Regions from separate parts of the Homo sapiens genome. Here regions 1 and 2 are each linked to region 3. Evidence: chromatin contacts called from ENCODE Hi-C or POLR2A ChIA-PET data. All regions are on one chromosome and are shown on one strand. Each heading gives the region's core, a stretch centred on a gene start or an enhancer-like site at or near the end of the contact. The rest is flanking DNA. Distances are from core to core; before and after follow the strand shown.

The links. A loop is a pair of places that touch in the nucleus more often than their neighbours do. ChIA-PET counts read pairs that join two places held with the same protein, here RNA polymerase II (POLR2A). Pooled maps may share reads with other maps.
Region 1: a loop to region 3 is called in a map of PC-3, with 5 times the contacts of the local background. The contact joins two enhancer-like sites. A Hi-C loop is called at or near these places in 1 of 168 maps with a recorded cell type or tissue (PC-3) and 1 of 50 pooled maps. POLR2A ChIA-PET finds 5 or more read pairs at or near these places in 4 of 52 experiments (AG04450, PC-9, activated T-cell and 1 more).
Region 2: a map of Calu3 shows a loop between it and region 3 (2.1-fold over the local background). The contact joins two enhancer-like sites. A Hi-C loop is called at or near these places in 22 of 168 maps with a recorded cell type or tissue (Calu3, HepG2, PC-3 and 9 more) and 19 of 50 pooled maps. POLR2A ChIA-PET finds 5 or more read pairs at or near these places in 1 of 52 experiments (K562).

Annotation. Positions count from the first base shown.
Region 1 is chr18:9,742,072-9,744,905 of GRCh38, reverse strand. The region is part of intron 1 of RAB31 (RAB31, member RAS oncogene family); the gene reads right to left. Among named protein-coding and RNA genes, the nearest start is that of RAB31, 35 kb to the right of the region's middle. RefSeq lists an enhancer at 1,080-1,374. Within about 2 kb of position 1,250, at least 16 of the 41 ENCODE cell types and tissues checked have a DNase peak (open chromatin) inside an H3K27ac peak, as active enhancers do; they include PC-9, where a contact is called at or near this core.
Region 2 is chr18:9,795,959-9,798,795 of GRCh38, reverse strand. The region is part of intron 3 of RAB31 (RAB31, member RAS oncogene family); the gene reads right to left. Among named protein-coding and RNA genes, the nearest start is that of TXNDC2, 89 kb to the left of the region's middle. Within about 2 kb of position 1,420, at least 11 of the 41 ENCODE cell types and tissues checked have a DNase peak (open chromatin) inside an H3K27ac peak, as active enhancers do.
Region 3 is chr18:9,951,159-9,954,005 of GRCh38, reverse strand. The region is part of intron 5 of VAPA (VAMP associated protein A); the gene reads right to left. Among named protein-coding and RNA genes, the nearest start is that of VAPA, 39 kb to the right of the region's middle. Within about 2 kb of position 1,250, at least 2 of the 41 ENCODE cell types and tissues checked have a DNase peak (open chromatin) inside an H3K27ac peak, as active enhancers do; they include PC-9, where a contact is called at or near this core.

The DNA of each region.
Region 1 (2,834 bases), core at 1-2,500, 210 kb after region 3:
CCCTATGTTGTAAAATTGGGTTATTGATTTGAAGTCTTTCTCTTTTTTTAATGTAGGTGTTTATGGCTATAAGTTTCCCTCTGAGCACTGCTCTGAAGTTTTGGAATGTTGTGCTTTTGTCTTCATTCATCTCAAGGTAATTTCCAATTTCCATTGTAATTTCTTCTTTGACTATTGGTTGTTTATGAGTCTACACATTTTTACAATATTAAGAGAAAAACTTCCAATGTCTTAAGCCCTCAGGATTAATTCATTCTGCTTTTTGCATCCAAGTTCCTCTTGTTAGGGCCCATTCTTGTCACTGGTTAACCAGGAAGCACGGTGCCTTTGTTATTTTTAATAGGGACCATAAAATATTACGTTAAAAATAATAATCAAAGGTAAAATCAACTCTCATACAGATACAAAATGAACATGTCAAAGATTTTATTGACTTCACCATTAATTAGGGAATTAATAAGATGTTACAACCAGTTAAAAGGAGAAGTCAGAGAAGCATAAGTATATATGGAGTAAAGGAATGTTGAAATGAATTTACAAATACGAACTTTGCTTTTCCTACGGCTTGGAGGGGGTCATTTTAGCCATGCTAACAGACATTTTTGCATGTCTACAGGCAATAGTTATTTTGCATTGCTACCAATTACCTACAACTTACGGAGGTATGAAATGGATCAAAGGCTACAATCAGATACCTTGGAAGGGTATGCTCTACACAATGCATAGTTTTCCACTGGAAATACTCAGTAATGTTTTCTGCTAATTCCAAATTTCCTCCTACTATGACATGGAAAATAAAAAGAGAAAAACTAAAGGTGTGGATGAGAACAGAAATTCATGGAGGCAACTCCACCGCTAAATAAAAATGCAAACTAAAATGAGGAAAGATTAATGCACCCACTGTGCCCCATGATTAAAGCACCCACTGCGCCTACAGGGTCATATAGAGGAGGTAAGTGGAGCCTGGGACCACAGAAGATGGGTGAGGGGATGACAGTGAAGTGAGTCAGCTGCCCATCTTCCCAACAGGCACAGACCGCACCCGGGAGTCCACAGTTAGATCTGTCTGCAAACTGAGACCAACAATCAAAAGACAGAGGTCCTGGAGGTGCCAAAGGCAGACAAATAAACAGACTTGGCTGCAAGATGGCGAAACATGGTGCTGCGGTGGCTTCAGCCAAGGTCTCCCTGTGGCTTCCCAGAGGGTGGTGGTGACTCAGAGTGTGTCAGGGATGATTAACAACTGGTTTTGCATGTGGCCTGAGAACGCAGATCCCCTGAAGCCCTGGGGCAGGAAGCATATCCGGGAGGGCCGGACCCAGGAGCTTTCCCAAACCCACCCAGCGCCCAACTCCATGTCCATCTGGGAGCTGTGAGAGGGTGGCAGCTCAGGTGCTACCTCCCTAACCAACTAGCCCTCCAGTGAATCAACCCGCCAGGAAATCTAGAAAATAACAGTAACTTTAAATACTTTTCAGATAGGCACTATATAAACATTGAGGTATTATTATTTGAATTAAGGCAATACTTTATTTTCAAGGGATCAAGATGTTTATAATCCAGGTATTACACTATCTGTTTATTTTCAGTAACACACATATTGTTTTATAGCTTTCGAGTACATTTAAGTTATTTGTACATGTGTTAATCATTCTTCCTCAGGTGCTGGTCATGCCTATACAGGGAAGGTGACCAGACAGAACTGAAGAAATAAAAATCAAAAAATTCAAGGAAAATAAATTATTTCAAGCAAAACTATTTCAGTCAAAAGCAGGTCTAGGGGCTGAATTCTTAAAGCTTTGCCGCATGTCCTCATTTCCCTTGGTACAATGGCATTTCAGAGCCTGTTTACACTGCTTTCTAAATGGACAAGTCCAAACCATGTTTGCTACAGTCCGAGAACATCAACATGTTGAAAGACAGCTTTGGTTTTTTAAAATCCTACTGTATTTCATTTGCGACTTTGAAAAACATTCGTGCTTTAGTGGACTGGATTTTTTTTAAAAAGAAGAAGAAGGAAAAGAAGAAGGAAAAAGAGCCAAGTTGTGGCTCCACCCCTCTGCCACTTGCTGCCGTGAGCTTTCCTGTTCCATTTCGCTGGGGAAAAAGCACTCTGCACAGGTCAAGCCAAACTGTCCGGAGAAGGCGTCTGCACTGCTCATGAGTAAAAGAGAAGGATTTCATTCCCTTTCCTTCCCACATCAAAGAGGGCACTCAGGGAGGAAATAAACTGTAATTGGGCATGAGCCAGCAATCAGACAGCCCCCTTCCTCAGCCTTCCCCAACCCTGCCCCTCCAAAATAAAACAAATAGACATTATCCTCATCTACAACATTTATGAATAGAAACATCTTTTATTAGAAAACAAAAAGCCATGAAGAAGAAAACACGTAGAACGTCCCTAGCGTGGAAACAGGCCGAGCCAAGCAGCCCCCACACTCAGGCTGGCGCTGAGAACTGAGGCCCCTTCCTGTCGGCTTGAAGGGGACTTGCTATTCCTCTGTCTCATTAGCATGTCTTTGCTCTTCCGGACCATCCGCCCAGACAAATGGGAGGACTGTTCCTGCCAGGAACTTCCCTGAAGGCCCATCCACTCTTCAGTAGGAAGCAGTAGAAGTTTGCCCCTAGGAGTCTTTGAAGTCCTCGAAACCCTTGCTTGCTGTTTCCACCAACTCTGCGCTGCAATATCGCGATTCTTACCCAACCCTCACCAAGAGCCTGCTTTGAAAGACCGCCTTCAATCACAGTTGCAACTCTCAATCCAGTCTGACCTTGCCTTCCCACTTCGAGCCCTGCCAGTGCTTTGCCGGGTGGTCTTCCCCAAGACAACAGTG
Region 2 (2,837 bases), core at 171-2,670, 160 kb after region 3:
TTTTTTTAAATTAGCTGCGCATGGTGGCATACACTGGTAGTCTCAGCTACTCAGGAGGCTGGAGCAGGAGGATTGACCAGGCCTGGGAGTTTGAGGTTGCAGTGAGCTATGATTGCATCACTGCACTCCAGCCTGGCTGACAGAGTGTGACCTTGTCTTAAAAAGATAAAATAAAATAAAATAAGAAAGAAAAAAAGAAATCTGTCTTTATATTGTCAAATCATAAACCCAAAGTGATTGTTTGTTTAAAATTATGAAAACTAAAAGAACAATAACATTTCTATGATGATAAAGAGGGGTAATAAAATTCACGGGACTCCAATAATTAATGAGACAGAACAAATAGCAATAGGCACAAGCAACAGCAGGGAATTTATTTTTAGCTCAAACATTAGGCAACATCATTACAAGCACAATTAAAGCCAGCAACAAGCTGCCAAAACAATTGAAAAATTGCCATTACTGGAGAGATGCAAGACTCCACCAGGGGACACCAGACAAGGACAGCCCAAGGATAATGAAATCAGGCCGTCGAGGGCTGGGGAGATCAGGTGACCACATAGCCACATGGATATCAGTCACACACTCTCCACAAATCTAGACTCTAAAAATGTTCACTTTGAAATCGTTATCCCAAACTAAATCCGTCTTCCTCGAAGTATAAAGAAAGAATATCCCTACTGTGGAGTCATGCCTTGCATGTATAATGCTAGTGATTTCTTTAAAATTATGGATGTATCAATGGAGTCAGATGTCTACAACCTCTAAAAGTCAAATTTTAGGAAAAGCAATCACAATAATTAGAAATATGGTCATCTGAAAACTTCCCACTGGTATTTTTCTTTGCGATGGTAAGTGGAACAAACTACAAACTACAATAGTCATTTTCGCAGATTTCAAGTTTCATCAAAAGACTATTCCTTGAATAGCCTGTTAGAGGTAAGTGTTAAACATTCTGTTTTGATCACACAGAAATCTTTCCTTTGTGACACTGTAATATCAAATGAAAACAGCAGGTTATAAAGAATCACAATCCCATTGATATAAAATTATCAATCACGTAGAGATATCTGAAGAACGATCATCTAATATCCATAGTGGAAATATCTGGGTAGTGGGAGTTTGGATAGTTTTACTTTCAACCGTATGGTTTTTTGTGTGATTTTTCAATCAAAATAAAACTACAAAGCTCAGGACCCAGACTGCTGGATTCAATTTTCAGCTTTACACCTTATTAGCTCTGCGACATTGTGCAAGTTACTTAATGTCTCTGTCTCAGTGACCTCACCTGCAAATGGGAATAACGACAGTTTCAACCTCAAAGTGCTTTTGCGAGGAGGGCTGAATGCATCAGTACACACAGGCACTCAGAACAGTACATGGAACACAGCAAGTCATCAGGGAACGTCCGCCAGCAGGAGAAGCAGAAGCATCGCTGACATTAAGCCAGCGATTCGCAAAATTGACTTATTGTGTTCATTAAAGGCAGCTGCAAAAGCAACTATTTCATAGCCAGAGGTAAAAAGAGAATCAAGAAACTCTCTCTGTTTAAGTTTACATAACAATACAAACAAAAAACCAGCAGATCAACTACAAGTAATACACACGTATATCAAGAAGTGAGGTCTCTAAGTAGACATTTTTCCTTGAATGGGTCACCTCATTTGAGGACTAGGCAGGCACAGCTGATGGAGTTAAAGAGGTGCCCCAGGCAGCTGCTTCCCGTGCACAGAAGTCTGTGTTCTCAATTTAGCAGAAAAATAGAAGACTTTCTAATGAGGTTAGCATTTGTAGGCCAGAATATTCATCCTAATTTATTTCTTAAAACTGTTTAAAATGTATTTTTAAGAAAATGTGTTTTATTTAAATATTTAATATAACTTTAATTAATATTTACTTTAGCATTCTGAAGGTCTTTTAAAGCATGTATTCTAAAGCAGAATTCATAAAAGACAGGATTATTGATTTAACCCTAAAAAACAAGTTTGACCATTAGAAACCTAAAATAGAAATTAAAATATAAATAACAAATGGAGACATTATGTATAATTTAATGTTAAGAGATTCTTACAAATTACTCAAGAAAAAAGTGGGTAAAGCTATAATCATTCAATTATTAAGATCAGAAATGAAATAGCTAAAAAATACGAAAGAAGTTTAAAGTCATTAGAAAGCAAATATATATTTTTAAAGGATTATTTTTTCTTTCTCATTTTAATATAATACTTAATTTGGGTAAAAGTGAAAGTACATAACAGTGAAACACTGGGTCCAAATAACAGGTGGATTTTACAGTATGTATCAGAGACTCTGAACTAGCAATTCCACATCTACAATTTTAGATTAAGATTAGGTGCATATTTTAGCTATATTTTAGCATGCTTCTTTTAGCTTTATTTTATTATTATTTTTAAAATTTCAGTAGGTTTTTGGGGAATGGGTGGTGTTTGCTTACAAGAGTAAATTCTCTAGTGGTCATTTCTGAGATTTTGGTGCACCCATCACCCAAGCAGTGTACACTGTACCCAGTGTGTAGTTTTTATTGCTCACCCCCACTCCCACCCTTTCCTGCAAGTCACCGAAGTCCATTGTATCATTCTTATGCCACTGTGTCCTCATAGCTTAGCTCCCACTTATGAATGATAACATACGATGTTTAGTATGTTACTTCATTTAGAATAATGGTCTCCAATTGCATCCAGTTTGCTGGAATGTCATTATTTAGTTCCTTTTTATGGCTGAGTAGTATTCAGTAGTATTGTATGGTGTATATATATACCACATTTTCTTTATCCACTCATTGATTCATGGGCATTTGGGCTGGTTCCATATTTTTA
Region 3 (2,847 bases), core at 1-2,500:
AACGAGACTACTGGAGCTAAAAATCTATAGGGACGGAAAGTAGATTAGTGGTTGCCTATGGCTGGGGACGGAAAAGGGGATTAACTGCTAACCACATAAGGAAACTTTCCGGGGGTGATAGACATTCTAAAACTGAACTATAGTGATGGTTACAAAGTTCTATGTATCAATGAATTGTACACTCACAGTGGGTGTCTCCATGGGATATAAATTATACCTCAATAACACTGATTTTTTAAAACTGGAGCTGAGAAATGTATTCCTAAAAAGCAAAAGTTAGATAGGCTATATTTACCTTTTTTTAAATCCCACTAAAAATATAATTAAAGAAGAGTACTTCCAAGGTGGCCCATGGTATTTAAAATCAGTTACATCCGTCCTAGCCCAATCAGCCAAAAACTACCCAGACCTGTAGTCTGCCATTTGGGTTTACTGACACACTGCAACTAAGGAACCGGAACAGCAGAGGCACAAAAGGGTGTTCTTGCCGTAAACAGAGATATGGTATCACAGAATTTGGGGGAAGGAAACAGTTTAGCGTGAAATTTAAGTAACAGTGTTTTTATATGCTCAAAGCAAAGCAGAGGGCTGTGTGTAAAGTGGTAGCACCAGGTCTCGACTGCAAAGCAGAGAAAGAATACTGTTTCTTCAGAAACTACAAATTTAGATGAGAAATGTACATAGGAAACCCTTATCTGAAGCTCTGCACCTGGACTGGAAAATGAGGGTGCTTCTCTGTGTCAAAATGACTTAGATCCTCCAGTCAAGAGTAGGCTGCTTCATTCTTGCTGATATGGCTTCACACAGCACTATGTCTTTAGAGCAGAAGGTTTCTCAGAAGAAAGCAGAAGTCACTCCAAGCAGGAGGTTGTTATGACACTGTGTGCAATGTGAACCTTGGGAAAAATACTAATACCTGTTAACTACACAGTTGTCTTTATCTCTGTCTGTTAACCAATCTGATAAATGGCAGGACAGTTTTTTACTTTTTTCAGTACAAGGCAATATTTTCTCCCATGATTCCTTTATTGTGCTTATAAATAAACACTAACTAAAAGAGTACACCTAATGGCACAGTTTTATTTGCATTACTGGATTTTCTGGAGTTGGGTTTTTTTGGTCTCATGCTAATTAGTCCTATATAAACAGTAATTCTCAGTTTCAGCTACACATCACAAACATCTACAGAACTTTTAATACTCCTGTGATTGTGACTCATTAGGTCTGGGGCAAGCCTGGTCAACTGTAACTTTTTAAAGCTCACTAGGTGATTCACATGCAGTGTGAATTAAGAACCACAGGGCTAGGGGAATTAAAAGGGATAGTGAACAGACAGGAGCAAGAAAGTGAACCTGGCAAAAAATTATGGTGGGCCTGTGTATAGGGTCTGAAATTCTGTAAGCCAGTGGGTCTTCAAGGGTTTTGTTTTTTTTTTTTTTTTGAGACGATGTTTTGCTCGTCACCCAGGCTGGAGTACAATGGCGTGATCTCGCTCACTGCAACCTCTGCCTCCTGGGTTCAAGTGATTCTCCTGCCTCAGCCTCCCAAGTAGCTGGGATTACAGGCACCCACCACCACACCCGGATAATTTTTGTATTTTTAATAGAGACGGGGTTTCACCACGTTGGCCAGGCTGGTCTGGAACTCCTGACCTCAGGTGATCCACACGCCTCAGCCTCCCAAAGTGCTGGGATTACCGGTGTGAGCCACCCGCCCAGCCCAGCTTTTTTGTTTTACTTTTCCAGCAGCAGAATCATCTCTCAAATAAAATCTCATACAGAACACTAGCATAAAAAGAGTAGAAACCAGGAATAAAGTCTCTCTCACCTACTTCCCTGGTTCACTCTTCCTATTTTCCAGCCCTGCCCCATCTATGTCATTCTCACTGTTTCCACTTCTCCCCTCCCTGCCAGAGGTAAACAGTGGCTTTTGAAAGAAATCTATTGAGCACCCTAAGGAGCACATCTTTATCAAAGAACAGAACTATGGAAGTCATGGCAGATGAAGTAAAAGTAACCAACAACATCCTTTAAAAGATCCATGGCGTGTAGGTGTGAAATAAAGATATTCTTTCCGCTACCCAGACAAGTGCTTGGAAGCAGACGGGTACCCCTCGAGGGGGTACTATGAAACATCAAGCATGAAGAGACACAAAAATTCACTTTAAAAAGCATTTCAGCAAAGGAGTTCACAGATCGACTTAAAACACAGTGCCTTTAATTTAGAGTGTAGTTCCTACATACACCTAACAAAAGGAATAATCAAATAACTCCCATCATTTAGCTTATTTTAGTTACATACATTTTTGTATCATCTACTTTGCTGCAAAGAGCTTCAAACAAAGCCTAGAGAGCAACGTATAGGTATTTAGGTCTTGAAACAAGTAATTACTTGTCAAAGACAAATTATTCATAAATTTCAGACATATTCAAATCAGTCCTCCTTCGCCATCCATTTAATTCAATCAAATACATGAATGACTACCACATGCATGTATGGTGAATGCAGAGATAAATGAAGCACTGCCCTTGCCACCAAGGCAATTACTGCCCACTAGAGGGAGAAAGGCCTCTAACAAGTAAGAGCAGTAGAAGGCGATCAGCATAGTGGAGGCACAAAGCAGACATGACAAATCGATTTTTTTCTTCTTTTGGAGAGGGTCCCAGCAAAGGCTATATGCTGTAGTAGCAAAACGTCAATGTGTGTATGTGCTGTGTCGGGAGGGGCAGGGTTCTGGGCCTTTCCAGTCACAGTGAAGAGCTTACACTAAAGCAAAGAGGGGTGATAAACAGATGCTTCTCCAGCATACTCCAGCCCAATGCTGCCCCACGCAAATACAATGTGAGC